Linked DNA regions of Homo sapiens: region 2 is linked to region 1. Evidence: read pairs that join two places in POLR2A ChIA-PET (ENCODE). Cell type or tissue: IMR-90. All regions are shown on one strand. Links, peaks and the distances in the headings refer to the core of each region. The heading gives the core; the rest is flanking DNA. Region 1 has its middle 26 kb from the start of CCT8. Region 2 overlaps LOC107985486 (a long non-coding RNA gene).

Region 1 (4,402 bases), core at 269-4,268:
TATGATGTTTTTAATTGGTCAGAAATGGCTTACTGACTAATGTTATAATATTGGGATTAATAGAAGTAGAAAGAATGTTGATTTCTACCCCCCGCACCCAGATTTTAGCTCAATTAACATAAACTGGTTGAACAGTTAAGGTTGGACAACATCATAAAAAATGTGTGTGGGGACAAACTGTACATTCTATAAACTGTTGTGTCTGTATAATTTGAAGGAATTATAGGGAAAAAATCTAGGTTGTATATTACCTAGATTTGCGCTAATATGATAGCTATATAACTTTGAATTAATTATAATTAAATAAAATAAAAAATTTAGTTTCTTGGTCATGCTAGCCATACTTCAAGTGCCAAGAGGCACATGAGGCTCATGTCTACCATACTGGACAATAACCATCTAGGACATTTCCATTATCACAAAAAGTTCTGTTGGAGAGCACCAGTCTACACAGCACCAGCAAGTCAGTTCCCTTTCTTTGGAATGAAATAAGCTAAATAAAATTTTTAAGAGGGATTTTTCTCTCCGTGTGCTCCACAGTAAGCACTGTCAACTCTATGTTTAAGATGCATCCCAAATCTACCCACTTCTCTTTTTTTCTACTGTTACTCTCTGAGCCTGAGCCATTTTTATCTCCCATCTGGACAACTTCAATAGTCTCCTGACTCACCCCTCTATTTCCATTCTTTCAATTTATATATGGTCTCCATGGAGCAGCTGGAATGATTTTTAAAAAACACGTACTGGTTTTAAATTTCTTGAGAAAAAAAGGAATGTGAAAGAAGGACACAATATTTTCTGAATTTCCATTACTTGTGCCACTGTGCACCGTTCTTTCAAAGAAGCGATCTTCTTTAATCTTTACAATAATAAAGGAAAAGGGAGGTATTATAATTCCTTTTTGCAAAGGCGGAAATTAGGACTCAGAGAGGGCAAATAACTAGCTTGTGTTCACCTAGCTAGTAAGTGGCAAACCCTTTGAAGAAATGAATGGATGATTTAAACAGCCAAGTCCTAAGCTTTCTACTAGACTACCTCGCCAAACATTATTAAGCACTGAAGGAGATTTGTTACTGGGCTTCTTCCTTTTGAGGAAGAGAGAAATTCTTTGTATCTTTCTCTACCTTATCTGCTCATTTATCTGGACTTTGCCTCCTCAGTTATGAGTATAGCAGTCCCCTCAGGGTGAAGTTGAAGGTCTCTATTCTTTTAATTCTCAAAGATGCCAAAGTGGCAGGTACAGTTTTGACCCCATATGGAAAGGGTCTCCTCCCAACCAAGTTGGGCTTGCTCTTCCACGGTTTAGGGCAGTGGTTCACTCATTTTTAGGTCTGAGGCACAGTTTAAAATACTAGCTTTCTTTTCTTTTCTTTTCTTTTTGAGACAGGGCCTGCTCTTTCCCCCAGGCTGGAGTTCAGTGGTGTAATCATGGCTCACGGCAGCTTTGACTTTCTGGGCTCAAGCAATCCTCCCACCCCAGCTTCCCAAGTAGCTGGGACTACATGTGTACACCACTGTACCCAGCTAATTGATTTTTTTTTTTTTTTTTTTTTTTTGTAGAGACGGGATCTTGCCATGTTGCCCAAGCTGATCTTGAACTTCCGGGTTCAAGCCATTTTCCTGCCTTGGTCTCCCAAAGTGCTGAGATTACAGGCATGAGCCACTGCGCCCAGCTAAAATACTAGTTTTTGAAGGCATTTAAAGGAGTTGAAAGATTCAAAACAGCTCACACACAAAAAGCCAGTATAATAACAACAAATTATAATAAAATAAAACATCTCAATATATATAAGTACAGCCATGGTTATCATGGTTGTTATTACGCCCTTCCCCTGCTTTGTTCCACATGTTCCATCTGCCTAGCCTCACTGTATTTAAGAGTCTGTGTACTGAGTTGTAGCAAAAGTATGTTGTATTCCTTTTATTATCTTTATTGCAGCTGGAAGGATCTCTGTGAAGATATTGCAACATAACAGTTGGTCAGAGCAGGTTAGAAACCTCTTCTTCCTTTCCTCTTAAGAAACAGATCTCTATCTTCCTGTGACAGACTAATTTAAAAAAAACAAAAAAGGGGCCGGGCGCAGTGGCTCACGCCTGTAATCCCAGCACTTTGGGAGGCCGAGGCGGGCGGATCACGAGGTCAGGAGATCGACACCATCCTGGCTAACACGGTGAAACCCCGTCTCTACTAAAAATACAAAAAATTAGCCGGGCGTGGTGGCGGGCGCCTGTAGTCCCAGCTACTCGGGAGGCTGAGGCAGGAGAATGGCGTGAACCTGGGAGGCGGAGCTTGCAGTGAGCCGAGATCACGCCACCTCACTCTAGCCTGGGCGACAGAGCGAGACTCCGTCTTTAAAAAAAAAAAAAAAAAAAAAGGAAATGGATCTCCTCCTCCCACCTTTGTCCTCTGAGCGGCAGCCCGAATGAATAGGAAGCTGTCAGCATCAGCCACGTATGCCCTGGAGAGTCACAAGCCTCACTGGTTTTCGGCATGGCTGCCTTTCTTCATCTCAATTGAGTAATCTTCAAACCCTTGTTTCCCCACTCCACATTTCTTAGTATAAATATCATTTCAGTTCGCTTCTTGGGCTACGGATAAAGCAGAGGAGGGGTATGAAATTTTAGAAAAATAGAGATGAATACTTTGTTTCAGTCCTTAATTTTACTGATGAGGAAACTGACTACTAAGAGGTTGCAGTAACTTTCCCAAAGTCATACAGCTAGTTAGAGTGTGGATTTCAGAGCCACACTGGATTTAACTTCCAGTGCTGTCATTTACTAGCTGTTTTGAGTTTGGGAAAGTCATGTAAATATTCTGAGTCTCCGTTTTCTCTGTAAAATGAAGATGATAATAGTTAGATCACAGAGTTGTTGGTTATTGCAAACTATTACGCATCACCTGGAAAAGTGTAGTAGTTATCTATTACGGTGTTACAGATAACCCCAACATTAGCAGCTTAAAACAGCAAACTTTTTTTTTTTTTTTTTTTTTTTTTTTGAGATGGAGTCTCTCACTCTTGTCACCCAGGCTGGAGTGCAATGGCACGATCTCGGCTCACTGCAAGCTCCACCTCCTGGGTTCCCACCATTCTCCTGCCTCAGCCTCCCGAGTAGCTGGGACTACAGGTGCCCGCCACCACACCTGGCTAATTTTTTGTATTTTTAGTAGAGACAGGGTTTCACCGGGTTAGCCAGGATGGTGTCGATCTCCTGACCTCGTGATCCGCCCGCCTCGGCCTCCCAAAGTGCTGGGATTACAGGCATGAGCCACTGCGCCCGGTCCCTCTTTTTTTTTTTTTTTAATTAGTCTGTCACAGGAAGATGGAGGTCTGTGGATCTGGGATTACAGGCATGAGCTACCGCGCGTGGCCGCAAACATTTTTTATCTTACGATTTCTGTGGGTCAGCAATCTGGGTGTGGCTTCGCTGGATACCTCAGGCTCAGCATCTACTACAAAGCTGCATGATAGGTCATGCAAAATGCCATTTACATGGGTGTGAAAAGCAGGAAGTGGAATCATTGGAGACCATTTTCCAGGCTGTCTAGCACAGAGTATCTGCTTCATAATGATTGATTTGGGATTAGATACTGGGTCAAGTAATAATGTCACCCACACAGATTATTGGATCAATGTTCACCTGAAGGCTTTGTTCTCAGCCTGGTCTTGTTTAACATGTTTGTTTTGTTTTGTTTTTTTGAGACGGAGTCTCGCTCTGTCACCCAGGCTGGTGTGCAGTGGCGCCATCTCTGCTCACTGCAAGCTCCACCTCCCGGATTCAGCCATTCTCCTGCCTCGGCCTCCTGAGTAGTTGGGACTACAGGCGCCCGCCACCATGCCCAGCTAATTTTTTGTATTTTTAGTAGAGACGTGGTTTCACTGTGTTAGCCAGGATGGTCTCGATCTCCTGACCTCATGATCCACCTGCCTTGGCCTCCCGAAGTGCTGGGATTACAGGCTTCAGGCACCGTGCCCGGCCACATTTAACATTTTTATCAGTGACTTAGATGATGATATAAAACAATAGTATCTAATTTTTCTTGATTATGTGTCAGTAAAAACTTGTAAGTGTTCACTTCAAATATATATATTTATTTATAAGTTAACACATGTGCCAGTGTTAATCTATTAACTAATAGTGACTTACTTTCATTCATTCTTTAGATTTAAAAAGTTACAAATAGAAGTTCCATTATTTTTTCACCTGAATCCCAAAGGATTCTTATGTACTCTCTGGGTGTGCAAAACCCACCAACAGAGAAAGTGACTGAGAGATGGAGAATGTGGTGGATGTCACAGTCAGGATCTAAAGAAAGTACCAAGATTGGGGCTAAATCATGTAAACAATCAACATCCCAGGGGCACTGCTGGCACATGAATCACATTGTGGGGATCCTTGCAGA
Region 2 (4,402 bases), core at 213-4,212, 350 kb after region 1:
CTTCGTTTCTTCTATGTTCAATAATGTCTACCTGATGCTATGTGAACAACCTCTCTTGGCTGGAGATAATTCTCTTGGGGGAACCATTTTTTTTCCCTTAGAGATTAATAGACATTATTCCATCATCACCTGGCATTCATTGGTATGGTGAATAAATCTACGGCCAGCATGATTTTTTTTCTTTTTGTGAGTGATGTGCATTATTTGTCTGGATGACTGTGTAATTGTTTATTCTTGATGTTACTTAGTCTACTAGATGGTTCTTGGTGTTGAAAATCCCCTATAACACTTGATATGTTCAATTATGATATGAGCTTTTGTTCAGGCTCATTGGTTGCTCTTTGAATTTTGGGATATATGTATATATATATCGTATTGTATAATACGATATATATATTGTATTACAACTTACAACATATTTTTTCAGTTTCACTTGTTGATTATCTCACGGGCACCAATTCTTCTTTGGCTATATCATCTTTGTCCTCCATGTAACTTAGTTCCTTTCTAATTGTTTAGATGTCTTTGTTTTTTAAATTTGCATTCATTATTTTTATGTTCAATTTTCCACATGTTAGTAGCTTGCTCTTTAGCAATGTCTATTCAGTTCCTTGCTAGTTCTAATACGTTTTTTAGTTCAGAAATGATGTTGATTTGAGCATCAATTTATTGCCTCAGCTAGGCAATTTCTCTTTTCATCTTATTCTATCCTTTTACCATCTTACCGTATTCATTTAATAATTACGTTGTTTCATAGCATAACACAGTGGTAGAGCACTTTCCCTCGTTCATTGAGTAATTTTTCCTTCTAGCATTGGTTCTTTGTCTTTTTGACATTCTGCTCCCTTTTCTACTCCCACCCTTTTGGCTGTCACATGTTTGCATTGTTGCCGTGCTATTTTTTTTCTTCTTGCTTATGACTTGGCAGTCCTGTGCTGATGTTCCATTTGATCTGGTATAGAGCTGGGTGATTTCTTAACCCTCTTCCTGTCATATGAGAGTTTGTTTTCCTCTGTAAGCTACAGTTTGATAGTTAAGTCTTTTGCTTCTACCCATTTTTGAGTCGCCTAAGGAGAAAATAGAGGATACGAAGAAAGGTCGGCTGAGGAGCTCTCTTTTAGGATATTTAGGATCTTTTGTGCCTTTGAGGTTTTTTGTCACATACGTGTTCTGTAACACTTGGCTAGGAATCATATATTTTATTTCCGCTTGGAGGCAGGAAGGGCCTTGAGCTTTAGCTTGTTCTTCAGTTGTACTTCAATACAGGATGTAGGTCTGTAGTTTCCATTTTCATCAGAGAGAGTTATGTACATTGTCTGCTTTCTCCATTTAACCTGCCTCACCCCAGGAACCACTCCATCATTCTTCTGTTAAGAGAGAAAATGATACAGATATATGTTCAGTCTGCTTCTGTTCAGGTTGAGGGTATTAACAACAAATTTCAGAACTTTGTAACCTCAGTGACACTCCTTCTGGGATAAGCTGAGGTCCACTAGGAGGGAACTGGTTTGGATGCCAGCTGTACTGCACCCCTCCCCTCCACTGAAGAATGCCCCCTCCCCTGCAACTTTCCTTCCACGATTTCGTTTAATTATTTTTCCTTCTGTAGGTTGCTGTAGCTCTTCTTTGCTCACTTGCTAAGTGTCAGGGGAGGCAAGTTCTGTGTTGCACTTTAAATTTATTATGTTCATTCAGAAACCCTGCTAAACACCTTAATAGCAATGCTGGGAGGAGAATATTAGCATGCCCAGGCAGCAAAGGAACAACAAAGCCCAGGGTTGTTAAGCGATGTGCTTATGGCCGCATAAATTAGTATGTGGAAGATTCAGAAAGCAGGCCCATTTTTTTCCATTCCAGACCATAGCTTTTTTTTTTTTTTTTTTTTTTGAGACTGAATCTCAGTCACCCAGGCTGGAGTGTGCAGTGGTGCGATCTTGGCTCACTGCAACCTCTGCCTCCCGGGTTCAAGTGATTTTTGTGCCTCAGCCTCCTGAGTAGCAGGAATTACAGGAGCCTGCCACCACGCCCTGCTCAGTTTTGTAATTTTAGTAAAGATGGGGTTTCACTATGTTGGCCAGGCTGGTCTTGAACTCCTGACCTCAAATGATCCCCCCAACTCAGCCACCCAAAGTTCTGGGATTACAGGCGTGAGCCACTGCGCCCAACCCAGACCATAGCTTTTTGTATTACAGTCCCAAATACAAGTTAATTATTTCATCAATTAAACAAAAATATACACATATATATTATATAATGTATATACATATATATACATATGTATATATTATATTGTATATATGTATATATAAACATTATATATATATGTATTTATACGTATATTTTATATATACATATGTGTGTGTGTGTGTATGTATAGTTCTACAGTCCTTGACGTATTTTGAAAATTCCAAAATTGGCTGGGTGCGGTGGCTCACATCTGTAATCCCAGCACTTTGGGAGGTTGAGGCATGCTGATCATCTGAGGCCGGGAGTTTGAGACTAGGCTGACCAACATGGAGAAACCCTGTGTCTACTAAAAATACAAAATTGCCTGGGTGTGGTGGCGCATGCCTGTAATCCCAGCTACTTGGGAGGCTGAGGCAGGACAATCATTTGAACTCAGGAGGCGGAGATTGTGATGAACCAAGATCATACCATTGCACTCCAGCCTGGGCAACAAGAGCGAAACTCCGTCTCAGAAAAAAAAAAAAGAAAATTCCAAAATGAAGGGTTATTTGGGAAAAATCTATAAGCTTACCTTTGTTCAATAGACACATTCATGAACAGCTGTGTGTAAAGTTATGTCTAGATAGAACAATATTTAAAATGCATAATTGTGTACACTATTTTAAATAACCCTGGATAAGATATTCCAAAATTTAAGGAAAATTGTAGTAATTTGATTTTTTAAATATACACATTTTAGTTTTGTGTGTGTGCATGTTTAGAGTGAAGCACACTCATATAGGAAGTTATTGGCTGAGCATGGTGGCTCATGCCTGTAATCCCAGCACTTTGGGAGGCTGAGGCTGGTGGATCATGAGGTCAGGAGTTCGAGACCAGCCTGGTCAACCTGGTGAAACCTCCCTCTCTACTAAAAATACAAAAATTAGCTGGGTATGGTGGCACACGCCTGTAATCCAAACTTACTCGGGACACTGAGTCAGGAGAATCACTTGAACTTGGGAGGTGAAGGTTGCAGTGAGCCAAGATCATGCCACTGCACTCTAGCCTGGGCGACAGAGTGAGACTCCATCTCGAAAAAAAAAAAAGAAGCTGTCAATATCAAGAGGCTTTGTAAAACCTCCTTTGAAGGCATTTAAATGAGAATTTTTTTTTTTTTTTTTGAGACAGGGTCTCATTCTGTCGCCCAGGCTGGAGTGCAGTGGTGCAATCTCGGCTCACTGGAGCCTATACCTCCCGGGTTCAAGTGATTCTCTTGCCTCAGCCTCCCGAGTAGCTGGGGCTACAGGTATGCACCACCACGCCTGGCTAAGTTTTGTATTTTCAGTAGAGACGGGGTTTCACCATGTTGGCCAGGCTGGTCTTGAACTCCTGACCTCAAGTGATCCGCCCTCCTCAGCCTCCCAAAGTACTGGGATGACAGGCGTGAGCCACCGCACCTGTCCTGTTTTTCATTTTTATTTTTTTACCTAAGCTAGGACGTTTTGTTTTTGTTTATTTTGATCTGTACTTGCTGTCCCTGGGTATAATGTGTAGAGGGTTCTGTGTTAGGGCCTGAGTCTTATTTGTATACTCATCGCTCCAATTTTCTGATTCAGTGGTTCTTATCCTACCCTGTACACAAATATTATCTAGGATGTTTGTTAAAATATAGCTGGGACCCAATTAGAAATTCTGACTCAAAAGTATTGGGGTAGGACTTAGGAGTCTGCATTTTAACAAGATCTCTAGTTCCTTTTAAGGAAGATAGTCCATTGACTACAATTTTAGAAACACTGCTTTAGATCATTTAATAGTTGAGATTTGGTGTATCAAGGGGCATTTCCCCAGCTTGGTTATCAGAGATGGAAGTATTCCTCATGTCTCACAATAGCCCTAAAGGATAGAACACCTGATATAAAATGGTGCTCTTAGTCACATAGAAAAGAATGTGGAATTTAAGATAGTAATGTTAGGGGTAGACATTTGAATAAATAATTTTTGCCTAATTAGCTTTCAATGGTTAGCTTATGACAGAAAATGTGCAAAGGCAGATATTAGAATTTTACAATCCTTCTGATTGAAAATAGTAATTTTTTATTTTTTTTTCTGTTCTATTTAGACCTTTAATGGCCTGGGTGATATCCACCTACCTCGGTGAGGACAGTTTTTTTTACTCAGTTTACTGAGTCAAATGCTAATCTCTTCCAGAAAGACCCTCACAAATACACCCAGAAAT

What was found. ChIA-PET counts read pairs that join two places held together with the same protein. Peaks named below come from ENCODE experiments on the same cell type or tissue, not always from the same donor. Only the 100,000 strongest peaks of a DNase experiment are listed, where the experiment ranks them.
Region 2: POLR2A ChIA-PET joins it to region 1 with 7 read pairs; 2 of 35 experiments call an interaction of 5 or more read pairs at or near these places.

What each region holds. Positions count from the first base shown.
Region 1 is chr21:29,097,730-29,102,131 of GRCh38, forward strand. It overlaps a transcript of MAP3K7CL not described here. Among named protein-coding and RNA genes, the nearest start is that of CCT8, 26 kb to the left of the region's middle. RefSeq lists enhancers at 2,239-2,533, 2,361-2,410. In IMR-90, for the core only: no CTCF peak of the experiment used is centred there; a DNase peak (open chromatin) is centred at 1,952.
Region 2 is chr21:29,448,495-29,452,896 of GRCh38, forward strand. All of the region lies in intron 1 of LOC107985486 (a long non-coding RNA gene), which reads left to right. Among named protein-coding and RNA genes, the nearest start is that of BACH1-IT3, 45 kb to the right of the region's middle. In IMR-90, for the core only: no CTCF peak of the experiment used is centred there; no DNase peak of the experiment used is centred there.